Regions from separate parts of the Homo sapiens genome. Here region 2 is linked to region 1. The links are chromatin contacts, found by Hi-C or POLR2A ChIA-PET in ENCODE. All regions are on one chromosome and are shown on one strand. The core of a region is the stretch at or near the end of the contact, and the rest is flanking DNA. Distances in the headings are between cores, read along the strand shown. Region 1 holds the start of IQGAP1 (IQ motif containing GTPase activating protein 1). Region 2 holds the start of SEMA4B (semaphorin 4B).

Evidence for each region. Hi-C counts contacts between places; a loop is a spot of excess contacts on that map. ChIA-PET counts read pairs that join two places held with the same protein, here RNA polymerase II (POLR2A). Pooled maps may share reads with other maps.
Region 2: a loop to region 1 is called in a pooled map, with 3 times the contacts of the local background. The contact joins the promoter of SEMA4B here to the promoter of IQGAP1 in region 1. A Hi-C loop is called at or near these places in 1 of 168 maps with a recorded cell type or tissue (B cell), 1 of 37 single-sample maps with no recorded cell type and 4 of 50 pooled maps. POLR2A ChIA-PET finds 5 or more read pairs at or near these places in 5 of 52 experiments (CD4-positive, alpha-beta T cell, HCT116, T-cell and 2 more).

The regions. Positions count from the first base shown.
Region 1 is chr15:90,386,981-90,390,885 of GRCh38, forward strand. It overlaps IQGAP1 (IQ motif containing GTPase activating protein 1), which reads left to right and starts at 1,262. Exons shown (of 38, transcript NM_003870.4): 1 at 1,262-1,416; 2 at 3,794-3,893. The coding sequence starts at 1,362. RefSeq lists a silencer at 986-1,765.
Region 2 is chr15:90,199,554-90,203,306 of GRCh38, forward strand. SEMA4B (semaphorin 4B) reads left to right here and starts at 1,777. Exons shown (of 14, transcript NM_198925.4): 1 at 1,777-2,182. The coding sequence starts at 2,026. RefSeq lists an enhancer at 1,325-2,296 and a silencer at 1,469-2,228.

The sequences.
Region 1 (3,905 bases), core at 12-2,511:
TACTAAAAATACAAAAAAAGTAGTTGGGCGTGGTGGCGGGCACCTATAATCCCAGCTACTTGGGAGGCTGAGGCGGGAGAGTCGCTTGAACCCGGGAGGCGGAGGTTGCAGTGAGCCGAGATCGCGCCACTGCACTCCAGCCTGAACGACTGAGCAAAACTCCGTCTCAAAAAAAAAAAAAAAAAAAAAATGCCGGGCGCGGTGGCTCACGCCTGTAATCCCAGCACTGTGGGAGGCCGAGGCGGGTGGATCACGAGGTCAGGAGATCGAGACCATCCTGGCTAACACGGTGAAACCCCGTCTCTACTAAAAATACAAAAACTTAGCCGGGCGCGGTGGCGGGTGCCTGTAGACTCAGCTACTCGGGAGGCTGAGGCAGGAGAATGGCGCGAACCCGGGAGGCGGAGCTTGCAGTGAGCCCGGATCGCGCCACTGCACTCCAGCCTGGGCGACAGAGCGAGACTCCGTCTCAAAAAAAAAAGAAAATAAAAAAAAAGAAAGAAAGAAAAGAAAAAAGAATAAACAGAAGAGGGCTGCGGACAGAATACCGTTGAATACCAATATCTGAAGGGCAAGCCACAAGGTGCAGGGGGCAGAGGCATCCCTGATACGGGAAAAGAGTTATTTTAAAAAGAACTTGCAAAGAACAATGTCAAGGGATCCAAAGGTAGGGAATTTGGACAGAGTTCGGCTTTAGCATCCGCATCTCAAATACCTGGGTACCTGGGTAATCTGGTGACTGCTGCCGAATCTAAGAGGACTGAGGCCAGGTTGCCAAACTGCGGAGAGTGGGGTTGGAGGGCTTTCATGGCAGTTTGGGGCCTGCTTGTGTCCAACAAGACAACCTGGGTCACCTCAAAGGGTGTCTTCTCCAAATATTGGTGCAGAGGTTAGCTGGGCCGGCAAGAGAAGGGAGATGACCCACTATTTTGATTTCAGGCAGCAGACACCGGCAGCCTTTCGGTTAGAGTTGCGGATAGGGCAGTGGCCTTGGGGGCGGGGCTATAAACCTGGGCGGGCATTCCCGGCAGGGCAAGCTCAGCGTGAGCCCGATTGGAGGATGGGCTCTACCTTCTTCCTTCCGCCTACGGAGACCATAGCGGGATGCAGGGCGGGGCCGGGCTGAGGGGGCGGAGTTAGGGGCGGGGCACGGTGACTCTGGCCCCGCCTCTTTCCGGCCGCTCAGGGCGGTGTCGCTGGGGCGGTGCCGCTGGGGCGGGGCCTGCGGGGTGGGGCTGACGGCACGGGGCGGGGCCTCGGGGACCCCGGCAAGCCCGCGCACTTGGCAGGAGCTGTAGCTACCGCCGTCCGCGCCTCCAAGGTTTCACGGCTTCCTCAGCAGAGACTCGGGCTCGTCCGCCATGTCCGCCGCAGACGAGGTTGACGGGCTGGGCGTGGCCCGGCCGCACTATGGCTGTGAGTGCGGGGCTCCGCGGCGCGGGGGCTTCGGGCTGGGCTAATTGCAGACGAGGCGCGATTTTCCTGGGGGCTCGGCCGGGCGGGTGGGGCAGGGCGGCTGCCGGCAGCTCGGACCCGGAAGAGCCGTCCCGGTGGGGCGGCGGGCGGCGGGCGGGGAGGCCCCTGGTTCGCGCCCCCTCGGGGTCCGAGGCGGCGGAGAGGACCCCCGAGGCCTCCCGCCTTAGCTGGGGCCGCGGTAGGGGGAGCCCCACCCAGCGCCTCTCGCCGCCCAGGCTCGGCCGAGATTGGGGAAGACGGCCTAGAGTGAGGTGGCAGGATGACCGCGCAGGGCGTGTCCCGGGGATTGGGGGTCTGGGTACGCGGGCTCTGCCCGTTTCGTGGAAAGGCGCTGCCCTAGTGTTGCCTGCGGGGTAGACCCAAGGGATAGACCAGGGTCCAGACCTGTCCGGTCCCAGGCTAGCTACGAGGTGCCGTCCTGGGCAAGTCACTTCAGTTTTCTCGGGCTTAGTTCCCTCCTCAAGATTTCAAAAGTAAAATAGTAATAAAGAAAAAAAAAAGAAGCAGAAAATCCTCTGACTTCCTCATTTTCTGTTGTCGGCCCTGGACGTCATTGAACTGCAGGCAGGATTGGCTAAAGGAGGACCCTTTGGGATTTTGAGGTTTTCGGTTTTATTTTATATTGTGGGAATAATGTTCTTTTTTAAAGGATCAACATTTCACGCATCAACAGTTATACGTGAGGTATTGTGCCACGTTTGTGAAATTAAAGATGAGTAAGATCAGGCCCTGTCTCCAAAGAGCGTTTTAATCAGAGAGTCAGGTGTGCAAGCTAATGATTATAAGGTGCAATAATGATAAAAGATGCTGAACTTACTAGCCATACAGAGTAATGTAGGTAAGGAGAAGGGGCCTGGGGAAGACAGTATGAGCACGGGAGGTGACTTTTTTTTTTTTTTTTTTGGAGACAGGGGGTCTTGCTCTGGTCGCCCAGCCTGGAGTTCAGTGGTGCAATCTCAGCTCACTGCAAACTCCACCTCCCAGGTTCAAGCGATTCTCCTGCAGTCTCCCGAGTACAGGCGTCGGCCACCACACTGGCTAATTTTTGTATTTTTAGTAGAGACAGGGTTTCACTGTGTTGGTCAGGCTGGTCTCAAACTCCTGATCTCAAATGATCCCCACGCCTCGACCTCCCAAAGTGTGAGCCACTGCACCTGGCCTGAAGGTGACATTTGAACAGAGCCTTGAAGAATGCTGTGTAGAAAGTTTGACAGGTGGCCAGGCATAGTGACTCCTGCGTGTAATCCCAGCACTTTGGGAGTCCGAGGTGAGAGGATAGTTTGAGGCCTTGAGTTTGAGACCAGCCTGGGCAGCACAGTGAGACTCCATCTCTTAAAAAAAAAAAAAAAAATTAGCCAGGCGTGGTGGCCCATGCCTGTGGTCCCAGCTGCTTGGGGCTGAGGTAGGAGGATCATTTGAGCCCAGAAAGTCGAGGCTGCAGTAAGCCATGATTGTGCCACTGCACTCGAGCCGGAGTGACAGAACAAGACCCTGTCTCAAAAAAAAAAAAAAAAAAGTTTGATAGGGCATGTGGAACAAGAGACAGGACCTGAGGGAAGAGCATAAACAAAGGTATTGAAAGTAGAGGGATACTGTGTTGGGAACTGAGTGATGTAGACTGCACAGTGGTGGGAGGAAGGGAAGAGGAGAGTTTCCAAAAATAGTTGGGACCAGACTGGGAAAGGCCTTGAATGCCTTCCCAAGGAGTTAGGAATTTATTCCACACCTGGTGCCCATGAAGGAAGCAGATTGCTTCAAGGTTAAGCTCAGGCTTTGGAGACAGACTCTCCAGGTTTGGATTCAGGCCCTGTCACTTATTTGCCATGGGGCTGAGTTCACCCAGCCTCAGTTTCTTCGTCTGTAAAATAGGAGTGATAATCACAGGATTGTTGTGGGGTTTCAATGAGAGAATGCGTGTAAAATGCTTCGTACAATTACTGCCACTTATGTCTCAATAACTGCTGGCTTTGGTCATTAATAAAAGAGGGAAACAATATTATCAGATCTGTATTTAGAAGGAGTTCTGGCAGATAGGGACAGATTTGTGCCAAAATCTCAAGACAGTATTTTTCAAGATTACACTGAAACTTAGTACATATTTATATTATCATACATTTTTAAAAAGGTCAAGATGATTATAGTTGAAACCACATAGTTCTTTTTTTAAGAAAGTCATTGTAGTACACCTGGCTGGCTACACACTCATTAGTTATCCTGACTTTCTAGGTGAGTGGCAGGAAATTGATTCTGTGGCAATCTTTTATCACTCAGGAAGGCTACAGATCCTGGTGTTTACATTCTTTCTTTTATGTTGTAGCTGTCCTGGATAATGAAAGACTTACTGCAGAGGAGATGGATGAAAGGAGACGTCAGAACGTGGCTTATGAGTACCTTTGTCATTTGGAAGAAGCGAAGAGGTAAAGATTGGC
Region 2 (3,753 bases), core at 527-3,026, 190 kb before region 1:
TGGTGGCTCACGCCTGAAATCCCAGCACTTTGGGAGGCCAAGGCAGGTGGATCACGAGGTCAGGAGTTCAAGACCAGCCTGGCCAACATTGTGAAACCCTGTCTCTATTAAAAATACAAAAAATTAGCGGGGTGTGGTGGCATAAACCTGTAATCTCAGCTACTCGGGAGGCTGAGGCAGGAGAATCACTTGAACCCAGAAGGCAGAGGTTGCAGTGAGTGGAGATTGCACCATTGCACTCCAGCCTGGGCAAAAGAGCAAGACTCTGTCTCAAAAAAAAAAAAGTTGAGGCCTTTTGGAGTTAAGGGCTGAGCAGGGCTGGACTAGGCGGCAGATAGGGGTTTGGGTATCACTGGCTGTAGGTGGATTGAACCCATTTAGAGTAAGCATCCAAACCTGGGCAATAGTAGCACTGTGGGTGCTTGGTGCTGTCCATATCCCATGTGGAATTCTGTGTCCAGTTCTGGGAGCCCCTTTAAAAGGGATGCTGCTAGCCTGCACCATGTCCACAGAAGGTGATGGAGGTACAGAAATCATGCAGCATGAGGAAACTTAGCTGTAAGAAAGGAGACCTGGGACCATGTGGGTGCTGTGCCCACCCTCTTGACAGCATCCCTGTTGTGGGAGCAGATGTGGCAGACCCTGAAAGTCGGGAGGAGAGGAAAAGAGGTGCTCTGAGGAGGCTGATTTTGGCTGGGGGTGAAGAGGAGCTTTCCTGCAATTGCAGCAAATTTATGGAGCGATGGTCTCTACTGCCATGGAAATAACTAGCAGAGGCTTTCACTCTTTTGGACTCTTAACTACAGGAGGAACTACTACATTTTTCTGTAATCCTGTGCACACTTAGGAAAAGTTGAAGTAGCTTTCCCAAAATTACTTATCCTTTGAGATTATTGCTTAGATAGTTTCTATGTTTTGTTTGTTTCTTAATGCTGTTGGGATCCACTAAATTGATTTCAGAATCTGCTAATGGTCCAGGCTGCAGTTGGAAACCCCTGGTCTCAGCAGAGCTGAACTCCACCCGTGGAGATGTTAGGAGCCAGGAGGATTAGGGGTGGGTGCCTCTGGGCTTCCACTCCAGTCTTAGGGGTTCCCTTCCCCTGCCGGGTCACGTGCAGGTTGTGAAGGTTTTACCTCCTCAGCAGTACATTAAATCCTATTATCCCACTTAAGCTAATCTTGCCCTTCCCCCACCCGAGGGCTTCGCGTGGACAGAATATTAAGCGGACAAGCCCGCAGGGTGCCTAGACTAAGTGCTGAGCTTGTAGTGAATGCCCAGCCATGACTTGCAGTGGATTGACCTGTGCAAAAATTGGACTCTCAAGCTGCTAGCCCCAGTGTCAGCACGAGCTCGGCCGAGTTCATTTGGTCGCAGGAACAAGGGGGTCGCCAGGAGCAAGAGCGGAGGGGGCGCCTAAAGGGAGGAGACCAAGGCCTAATCACCATCCGCCCCCTAACTCCCTAGGCGCATAGCGGGGACGCAGCGTGTCCCCAAACCAACGCCACTAGCAGAGGGTCCCAGAGGAGCCGGAAGGGGCCAGGGCCTGGGCGGCGGTGGGAGGGTCTGAGCAGTGGGGGCGGGGAGCTGGGGGTCGGCTTTCGTCCGCGTCCCAGCGCTCCGGCGGCCGCCGGGGCTACTGATCCCGGGCTTGGCCCCTGCGGCAGCGCCCCGAGCTGCCGCCCCTCGCGCTGCCAGCGCCCGGGAAGGAGGAAGGGGGAAGGGGGCGGGCCGGCCGGGCTCACGGCCGACTTCCTCCTTCAGCCCCGCCCTCCGCCGCTTGCGGGTGAGCTCTGCCCAAGCCGAGGCTGCGGGGCCGGCGCCGGCGGGAGGACTGCGGTGCCCCGCGGAGGGGCTGAGTTTGCCAGGGCCCACTTGACCCTGTTTCCCACCTCCCGCCCCCCAGGTCCGGAGGCGGGGGCCCCCGGGGCGACTCGGGGGCGGACCGCGGGGCGGAGCTGCCGCCCGTGAGTCCGGCCGAGCCACCTGAGCCCGAGCCGCGGGACACCGTCGCTCCTGCTCTCCGAATGCTGCGCACCGCGATGGGCCTGAGGAGCTGGCTCGCCGCCCCATGGGGCGCGCTGCCGCCTCGGCCACCGCTGCTGCTGCTCCTGCTGCTGCTGCTCCTGCTGCAGCCGCCGCCTCCGACCTGGGCGCTCAGCCCCCGGATCAGCCTGCCTCTGGGTGAGTGCCGGGGACCCGGGGACGCGGGCCGGGGGAAGGAAGGCTGCCGGGGACGTGCCTCGTGCGGAGGTGGCCGTGACAAAGGACCAAGGAGGGGACCTGTCGGAGGCACGGGATCCATTAGGACCCCTTCTTTTTTCAAGGCGCTGCGCGGAGGGAGGGAGAGGAGAGGGGAGCTGTGGGGCCGCTGGCCCCTTTCTTCAGTTTTCTTTCTGCGTAGGGATGGGGTCTAGCCCGCTCTGTCGTCCCCCCTAGTTCCCTTAGGAGGATGCACTTTCGGCGGGGTCCGCCTGCCCATCTACTTGTCTTTGATGCTGACCAGAGCCGACCGCGGTGCCGCCCCCGAGGGCGGCTCGGGGTAGAGGGAGGCCACTGCTTGCAGTCCTATAAACACTGGGGTTCTGGTATTCCCAGCAAGTCGCAGCAGGGCCGGGAGCTGTGGTGGGCGGGCAGGCGCCCGATCCTCCCTCTCCGCCCCTCCATCCCTGGCTTGCCAGTGCAGCCCCAAGCCCCAGCATGGAGAGACCTCCAGGCCCTGGGAGCGACCAGACTGCGGATGGGGGCAGCTCTGGGCGCTGACATTCCCAAGTCCTGGGAGCGAACAGACTGCGGATGGGGGCAGCTCTGGGCGCTGACATTCCCAAGTCCTGGGCGCGACCCCTCCTCAGAGTGACCTGGGAGTAGCATCCTGGTTGGCTGGGTTCCTTTCCTGGTCCTCACATCTGCTTCTGTGGCCACCTCCTGTTTCAGCCCTCCGCCCTTCCCTCTCCTTTTCCCTTCCATCCGGTTGCTTCTCCAGCTCTTCTTGGGGCACTTGGGCTTTAGATTCAGAGGGTCCTGGATCCCAAGCCCATTTCTTCCACTGGGCAAGTAAGTGCCTTCTGCTCCCAGTGCCCCACCTTTCTCATCTGCAAAATAGGCAGTCGTAGGTGCCTTGCAAGGTGTGTTACTCGGGTATGAAGTTTATAAGTGCCCAACAGATGTATCCGCAAGCCCTTTAACTTGTTGGTTGTCATATTGTATGACTTGGAATAAAGCATGTATGAATTAGAGGTTACAGACTGAAACTGTCCCAGACTTCCATCTCCTCACAGCATCCCCACCTCTAAAAGCATCCTGTTTACAAAGGGAAATAGTAGAATCAGCACTTAAATTAAGGCAGGGCCCTAGCGGCTTCAAGTAACCCTACCTGAACCCCTGTCTGAAATACTGCAGATGACCTGGGTTCAAATGCTACCTCAGCCACTTAGTAACCATGTGACCTTGAGCAGGCTACTTAAAGTTTCTGGGTCTTGATTTCTTCATCTGTAAAACAGGTATAATAACAGAACCTACCTCAAGGTAGTGAGGATTAAATCAGCTCGTGTTTGAAAAGTCGTTAGGACAGGGCCTGGTACGGGAACCGCTGAATGAGTGTTACTCAGCTCAGAGTTTACTTCTGTACATCTTGCCCAGATCTGGGGTGATTCTGCCTGGGGTTAGGACAGGGTTGGGGTGTTAGTTTGACTGTAGCCCCTTGGGTGCTTCAGCTTGTGAAGTCAGGATGAACAGGTGTAACCAGCCCCAGGCCT